Linked DNA regions of Homo sapiens: region 1 is linked to region 2. Evidence: read pairs that join two places in POLR2A ChIA-PET (ENCODE). Cell type or tissue: B cell. All regions are shown on one strand. Region 1 overlaps USP2-AS1 (USP2 antisense RNA 1). Region 2 overlaps CBL (Cbl proto-oncogene).

Region 1 (4,000 bases), 170 kb after region 2:
GGTCTGGTGTCTGTGTGCTACCTCTCAGTTGCTCTTGGACACAGGGTTCATTCTACTGCTCCCATGCCCTGGAGTAGCATGAGAAAGTGTGGCACTGTCTATGGTTCAAGCTGCCTCCACAATAGGCTACCCTCTGCAGCCATGTCTTCTTTTGGGGGGTCTTGTCTCCTTCCTAAGGCTCTGCCTTGGATATAGTTCTGGGGCTCCACTGCCATCAGGTCTCAGAAACTTACTTGGGGGTTTTGCTGTCTCTCTGCACTCAGGTGCCTGAGGACAGAACCCACCACTGTCTGTGCTGTCACTACGTTCCCGCTGGCTCTTGCCTGCGAGTTGTGCTCATGTCATGGAACTGGGGTGAAATCAGTGCGAGGCCTTGCTTTATCCAGAATATTTCCTGCACATCTTCTATCCAGACTGGGAGTCCTTTCTGTTTTCCTAAGGGCCTGCCTAGGCGATTGAAATTCAAAAGTCAGAAGTGGCTTTCTGTTTCCCCTCGTTTTTGTTGCATCTTTTCACTGAGACATCAGCGCAAAAGCTGGGCTGCTCAAGCTGAGGCCATAGGAGAGAAGGGGAAGAAACCACAAATAATATTGTAAGATGTCATCATATCCCCTATATCCAGTGGGCGCCATGGATTCTACGTCTTTAGCCACCCTAAAATTTCCCCCTTTTCACCCACATTGCTTCTGTCGTAGTTTGGGGTTTTATTGTTATATTTCTTCTGGTTTGAGAGTATTCCCTTCCTAATCACAGGGTTAGGTTGCTGAAACAATGGGAGGTTTTGCAGATGAAGATCCTTGATAAAAGATAAGATTCAGAAAACTGAACGACCTATGAAATGCCTGATAAATACCGTATCTTCACTAGAATCACAACTAAAATTTAGCACACTAAATAAATTATCAACAACAGATCTGAAATTAGTAGTAGTGTGTATTGTGTAATTTCCACGTATCCCTGGGTGATTTAATGTTTTTAGGATTTCCCTGCAGTTCCAACAAGAGAGTGGTAAATCCAGTTTGTTTTGATGCAGATGATATATTGTTAGATATTCTCTTTGGGTCAAGTTGCTAATCCAGACATCCAATACCTTCTGATTTGAGGATTTCCAGTTATTGCCCTCACTGGCCCCATCGTGGTCTTCAAAACAGCTTTGGGGGACCTGGTTTGAGATTAGATCCTGAGATTTTTGAAACCTTGGTAAGGGGAAGCAGGAAAAACTATTTAAAAGTTGCAGGCCAGGCATGGTGGCTCACGCCTGTAATCCCAGCACTTTGGGAGGCCAAGGCGGGTGGATCATAAGGTCAAGAGATCGAGACCATCCTGGCCAACATGGTGAAACCACGTCTCTACTAAAATTACAAAAAATTAGCCGGGTGTGGTGGCGGGCGCCTGTAGTCCCAGCTATTCGGGAGACTGAGGCAGGAGAATCACTTGAACCTGGGAGGCAGAGGTTGCAGTGAGCCGAGATTGTGCCACTGCACTCCAGCCTGGCGACAGAGCGAGACTCCATCTCAAAAAAAAAAAAAAAAAAAAGGTTGCAGCCAGGTGTGGTGACTCACGCCTACAATCCCAGCACTTTGGGAGGCCGGGTTGGGTGGATTGCTTGAGCCCAGTAGTTTGAGGCCAACCTGGGCAACATGGAGAAACCCTGTCTTTACAAAAAATTAGCCAGGAGTGGTGGCACAGGCCTGTAGCCTCAACTACTTGGGAGGCTGAGGTGGAAGGATCACTTGAGCCTGGGAGGAAGAGGTTGCAGTGAGCCGTGATCATGCCACTGCATTCCAGCCTGGCAACAGAGAGAGATCCTTCCTTGCCTCTTCCAGCTTCTGGAGCCTCAGGTGTTTGTTGACTTGTGACTGCATCACTCCAATCTCTGCCTCCGTCTTCACATGGCCTTCTTCTCTCTGTCTCCTGTTTCCCGGTGTCCAACTTTCCCTTGTTTTATAAGGACACTAGTCATTAGATTAGGGCCCTCCTCATCTTAACTTGATTACACCTGCAGAGCCTGTTTCCAGGTGCGGTCACTTTGACAGGTGGTGGGGATAAGTGTCTTGCTTACCTCTCTTCTGGTAAGCAGCCCTGCTCTCTGGAGCTCCTGGTGTCTGGTTTTGGTATCGCCATCTTTTGTTGCTGGCAGCTGCTGGCTTCAGGGAACTTCATCTCCTTTACAACTGGCTCCTGGCCCATTGTCTTCCTCTCTGCCCTTCTCCTTCATCATCTTGGGATGTCAGCAGCCAGAGAGCTGGCCTGTCACTTTGGACCTCTTGAGTCCCTTTCTCATTGTGGCTCATCTGCCCACCCGCCAGCATCTTCACGTCCTTACACAGTAGACTCTACAATGCCTCATTAGACTCTCTCCTTTGCCAACTTCCTTCAATTTTTTGCCCCTCCTTCTTTCTGCTGTTCTTGCCTGGAAACACCTGGATCTTTGCTGAAGCCATCTTCTCCACCTCCCTGTGCCTGCACTCACACAGTTGGAAGATACAGATCACCTGATTAGGTCCACTTTACGTTCAGGACCACAGACCTCAGATGGACATACTCAGCACTGCCCAGCATCTCTATTATGTTTCCCTGGTATGTTTATTTGCCTGCCATATTTTCTATTGCTGTATAACACATGCCCCAAAATCTAGTGGCTAAAAAAATACCCATTTATTTTATTATTATTTTTTAAAAAATGATAGACATGAGGTCTCATATGTTGCCCAGGCTGGTTTCAAACTCCTGAGTTCAAGCAATCCTCCTGCCTCAGCCTCCCAAAGTGCTAGGATTACAGGCATGAGCCACTGCACCTGGACAATATCCATTTCTTATCTTATAGCCTGTAGGTCAGAAGTCCTGGTGGGCTCAGCTGGTTCTCTGGTCAGGGTCCCACAAGACCAAATTCAAGGTGTCAGCTGGGCTGGACTCATGTCTGGAGGCTTGGGGCAAGGATCGACTTCCAGGTTCATTCAGGTTGTTGGTAGACTCCAATTCCTCATGGCTGCAGGTGTGTGGCCCCTATTTCCTTGCGTTAAAGAAAAATCTGAGGCGCAATAATGTTTTTGAGTTTATTTGAGTAAGAAGCAATTGATGAATTGGGAAACACCAAACTGAAGAGGTCTGTTCTGGCGGCAAGCCATCAGGGGCAAGTATTTATGGGGTAAATACAGAAGCAAAATCAATAAATTATTTGGTTGTTTGCAATTATACAATTGCCTTATTTGGCCTATCCTGTTGGAAAGTCCTTGGTTATATAGTATAACTGTTTTGGCTATTTCTGACTGGTTGAGCCTATGATTTGTTTTTCCTTAATATAGGCATTTATAAGAAAAAAGTCAAGTTTCACTTATGTTTGCAAATCAAGCAAGGTTTAGGTCTCGTTATGAAGCCTCACTGGTTTTGTCTGCTCAGGGATTCTTCAGGCCTAGTATCTCTTTAAATTTACTCTAAGAGCTCCCCGCTTTTGGTCATTCTCCCAGCAAGCTGAGAGTGTGACCGAACAGTATAGCATTACTCTCGGTAACCAGGTTACCATTATTGACTAGTTACTGGAACAAAGAATCGTGTAGATGTTGTCATTCTCAACAGTTGCATTGGAATGTAAGGTCAGGTAGTTATCATTATCTGCAGTTGCAGAGTCATCATAGGCTTGAGTGGTGGGGTTGTTGCGTTCTTCTAGTTGTCTAATCCTGACGGCAATTGTTTGATGTGTGAGTGGTTAGGGTCTCACACCTGAATGCTGCTGGAAAGCATTCAAATCCCTTGAGAGGATACAGTGGACTACAGAGATGAAAACCATGATTATAAGGAGAATAATAGCCAATAATTGAAAATTCTCTGGAGCAGACATTGAGCTCAGGAGTTCAAGACCAGCCTGGCCAACATGGTGAAACCCCATCTCTACTAAAAATACAAAAAGCCAAGAATTAACCCATTAAATAAATCAGTAGATCAGGTAGATCGCACCTATCTGATGAGGAACTTACATTTGTTTAAGATCATTTGAATTGGG
Region 2 (4,000 bases):
GTGAGCTGACATCACACCACTGCATTCCAGCCTGGGTGACAGAGCGAGACTCCATCTCAGAAAAAAAAAAAAAAGTATAGGTTTCCGGCTGGGCACCGTGGCACATCCTGTAATGCCAGCACTTTGCGAGGTTGAGGTGGGCGGATTGCTTGAGCCTAGGAGTTCAAGACCAGTCTAGGCAACATAGTGAGACCCCATCTCTATTTTTATTTAAAAATTAAACCAAAAACAAAAAAGGATGGGTTTCTGATTTGTCTTTGAAAAACAGTCATGAGTTTTCGTTTAAAAAAGCTTCACTATAAGCTGGGCACAGTGGCTCACGTCTATAATCCCAGCACTTTGGGAGGCCAAGGTGGATGGATCGCGAGGTCAGGAATTCGAGACCAGCCTGACCAATATGGTGAAACCCCCTCTCTACTAAAAATACAAAAAAATTAGCCAGGCGTGGTGGCGCATGCCTGTAATTTCGGTTACTTGGGAGGCTGAGGCAGGAGAATTGCTTGAACCCGGGAGGCGGAGGTTGCAGTGAGCCAAGTCGCGCCACTGCACTCCAGCCTGGGCAACAGAGAGAGACTCCGTCTCAAAAAAAAAAAAAAAAGCTTCACTATATATTTATACCTGTTAAACTTCTTCAAGTTTCTGAGATGGAGTTTTTAAAATTTGAAGCTTTAAGAGACTTTAGAAATAAATTGATCTAACTCTTTCATTTACAGAGACCCGGAAGGGCAAATAACTTGCTTGAGGTTGTATAGCCAGTTAATGTCAGTCACCAGACTAGAGCCCAGGTCTCTGGACTTGTGCTCTAGTATCCTCCTCTCTTCTTGACAGGAGGTTAATATTCATCCTTTTAAATTATAATGACATTTTACATGTATAGCTCCACATATTGAATACTTGTTTTTGTAGCATAAAACTATTCATTTTTAACATGGGAAAACATTGAAAATGAGAAATGCTTGTATCAATAAGTTGGAGTCTTTAGAGATAAAAATATTTATTTTAGTCTTACATGTGTATGGTTTTCTGCCTAATTAGAAACACAGATTCCTTAGTGTTAGAAAAGATTCTGTATTCACAACAGCATTAGGCTTAGGCATTGTTGTTCTCTATAACTTTTTGCTCTTTAAAAGTTTAGCAATTTTCAAGCATAGTTTTATTCCTCTTTATTGTGATCATAACACTTTCCAAATTTTTTCTATTGACCATTGAGTCTTGGCAGAAGCAAAGGGAGGAGCTAGGCCAGTGAGAAAGCTATTATGAATGGAGTGCATGGCAGCTGTACAAGGATACTGTTGGTTTCCCGGAGCTAAGCACGTTTCTTTTTAACATTGTTCTGAGTGATGCTGTAAATGTACAGGCAGAAGTAAACAAAAGGCAGCCATTTTTGCCACTGCAGGATTTGGAATGCAAAATAAAGTTAGCCAAATGGAGGACAGACTAAGCAGGAAAATATTTGTATCTTTTAGAAATTTTTTGGTGAATTTTTGTTTTTTGGTTCATGTTTGTTTTTTGAAGGTTAACTATGACTGCCAGTTTAAAATTCACTAAATAATATAGGCAGATTGTTTGGGTTTTTGATGTTTGTTAACTATTGACTTGAATTATTCACACAGGGCCTTTAGGAACCATTTTTTAAAAGAGGTTATACATAATAAGGACTTTTTTTCCTTTCCAAAGAATATTAATATCGAGAGTATCAAGAGCATGGCCAGGCGTGGTGGCTCTTGCCTGTATATAATCCCAGCATTTTGGGATGCCAGGAGGCAGGATAACTTGAGGCCAGGAGTTTGAGACCAGCCTGGGTAACATAGTGAGGCCCTATCGCTGCAAAAAATAGTTTAAAAAATTATCCAGGTGTGGTGGCGTGTACCTGTAGTCCCGGCTACTTGGGAGGTCTAGTTGGGAATGTCTCTTGAGTCCAGGAGTTCAAAGCATTTGAGGTATGATCATGCCACTGTGCTCCAGCCTGGGTGACAGAGCAAACCACCCCACACCCTTCCTTTTTTTTTTTTTTTTTTTTTTTTTTTTTTAAAGAGACAGATCTTGCCATCTTGCCCAGCTGGTCTCAAACTCCTAGGTTCAAGCCATCCTCCCGTCTCAGCCTTTCAAAGTGCTGGGATTACAGACATGAGCCACCATGCCTGGCCTTTTTAAAATTTTTGGTTTTTATTTTATTTTACTTTATTTTATTTTGTTTTGTTTTATATTTTATTTTGAATTATGTTATGTTATGTTATGTTATTATGTTATGTTATTTTATTTTAAGACAGAGTCTCGCTCTGTCACCCACACCGGAGTGCAGTGGCCTGATCTCTGCTCACTGCAAACTCCATCTCCCAGGTTCAAGCAATTCTCCTGTCTCAGCCTCCCAAGTAGCTGGGACTACAGGCGCCCGCCACCACGCCCGGCTAAATTTTTTTTTATTATTATTTATTTATTTTATTATTTATTTATTTTGAGACAGCGTCTCTCTCTCTCTGTTGCCAGGCTGGAGTGCAGTGGCGTGATCTCAGCTCACTGCAACCTCTGCCTCCCAGGTTCAAGTGATTCTCCTGTCTCAGCCTCCCGAGTAGCTGGGATTACAGGCACGTGCCACCACACTCAGCTAATTTTTGTATTTTTTGTAGAGATGGGGTTTCACCATGTTGGCCAGGCTGGTCTCGATCTCCTGACCTCATGATCTGCCCACTGCAGCCTCCCGAAGTGCTGGGATTACAGGTGTGAGCCAATGCCCCTGGCAATTTTTTTTTGAGACTCTATCTCTTAAAAGATGAAGAAAAAAGAGTACCTACCTGTATATTCTTTGAGGTCTGTGTTAGTGTTCCATAGTTGAAGACTTAAGAGTTAGTGCAGTGCTGATTTCCCTGGTCATGATGATTCATTTTCAAAAGATCTTGAGAAAACCAGACATTTAGTATACAAATGAACTTTAAGAGGTGACATGCTAAAGAAGGACAAATAACACTTGTGGAGGGGACATGGTACTAGTTTAAAAATACTAATTCATGAAATGTTTTGGAAACATTTTGTGTTACATTGTGAGGGCTGATACATTGTCATGAACATTTATTGATTGCATATGATACAGGTTTTAGTTTAGTTTTTTGTTGTTGTTGAAGGGATGTGTGGTTGACCCTAGAACAGCTAGGAGGTTAGGGGCACAGACCACCCCACGTCCCATCCACCTCAGTCCCTGTCCCCCTCATTACCTCCAGCCACTGCCCCCCATTGAAAGTCACACATAACTTTTGACTCCCTGCCAAAAGTTAACCAGTAATAGCCTACTGTTGACCAGAAGCCTTACTGATAACATAAAACAGCTTATTAACATGTTATTTTGTACATACATGTATTATATCATGTGTTCTTACAATAAAGTAAGCCAGATTAAAGAAAACATTATTTTTTGTATTTTTTGTTTGTTTGAGATGGAGTCTTGCTCTGTCGCCAGGCTGGAGTGCAGTGGCGTGACCTTGGCTCACTGCAACCTCTGCCTCCCGGGTTCAAGCGATTCTCCTGCGTCAGCCTCCTGAGTAGCTGGGATTACAGAAGAAAACATTGAAAAAATCATAAGGAGGATAAAATATTTACGATTCATTAAGTGGAAGTGGATCTTCATCCTCTTTGTCTTCATGTTGAGTAGGAGGAGGAGGGGTTGGCTGCTGTCTCGGGTGGCAGAGATGGAATAAATAGAAGAGGTGGAGCGGGAGGCAAGGGGGCAGGCACACTTGGTATAACTTTTATTGAAAAAGAACTTCGTATAAGCAGACCCACGCTTTCAAACCCATGTTGTTGAAGGGTCAACTGTATACCTTTTTTTCAGAGGTATTAGGCAAGTACTCCGTTTTATCCTAAACTCTTTGGGGTGTGTGTGTGTGTGTGTGTGTGTGCGCGCGCTTGTATGTATGCATGTATTTATTTATTTATTTGAGACAGAGTCTTGCTCTGTTGCCCAGGCTATGAGTGCAGTGGCGTGATCTCGGCTCACTGCAACCTCCAC

The links. Peaks named below come from ENCODE experiments on the same cell type or tissue, not always from the same donor. Only the 100,000 strongest peaks of a DNase experiment are listed, where the experiment ranks them.
Region 1: POLR2A ChIA-PET joins it to region 2 with 6 read pairs; 1 of 35 experiments calls an interaction of 5 or more read pairs at or near these places.

Annotation. Positions count from the first base shown.
Region 1 is chr11:119,387,972-119,391,971 of GRCh38, forward strand. The region is part of intron 1 of USP2-AS1 (USP2 antisense RNA 1); the gene reads left to right. Among named protein-coding and RNA genes, the nearest start is that of USP2-AS1, 8.2 kb to the left of the region's middle. In B cell, CTCF peaks have their summits at 2,087 and 2,287; a DNase peak (open chromatin) is centred at 2,104; H3K27me3 peaks cover 277 bases.
Region 2 is chr11:119,221,185-119,225,184 of GRCh38, forward strand. The region is part of intron 1 of CBL (Cbl proto-oncogene); the gene reads left to right. Among named protein-coding and RNA genes, the nearest start is that of CBL, 17 kb to the left of the region's middle. In B cell, no CTCF peak of the experiment used is centred here; no DNase peak of the experiment used is centred here; H3K27ac peaks cover 463 bases.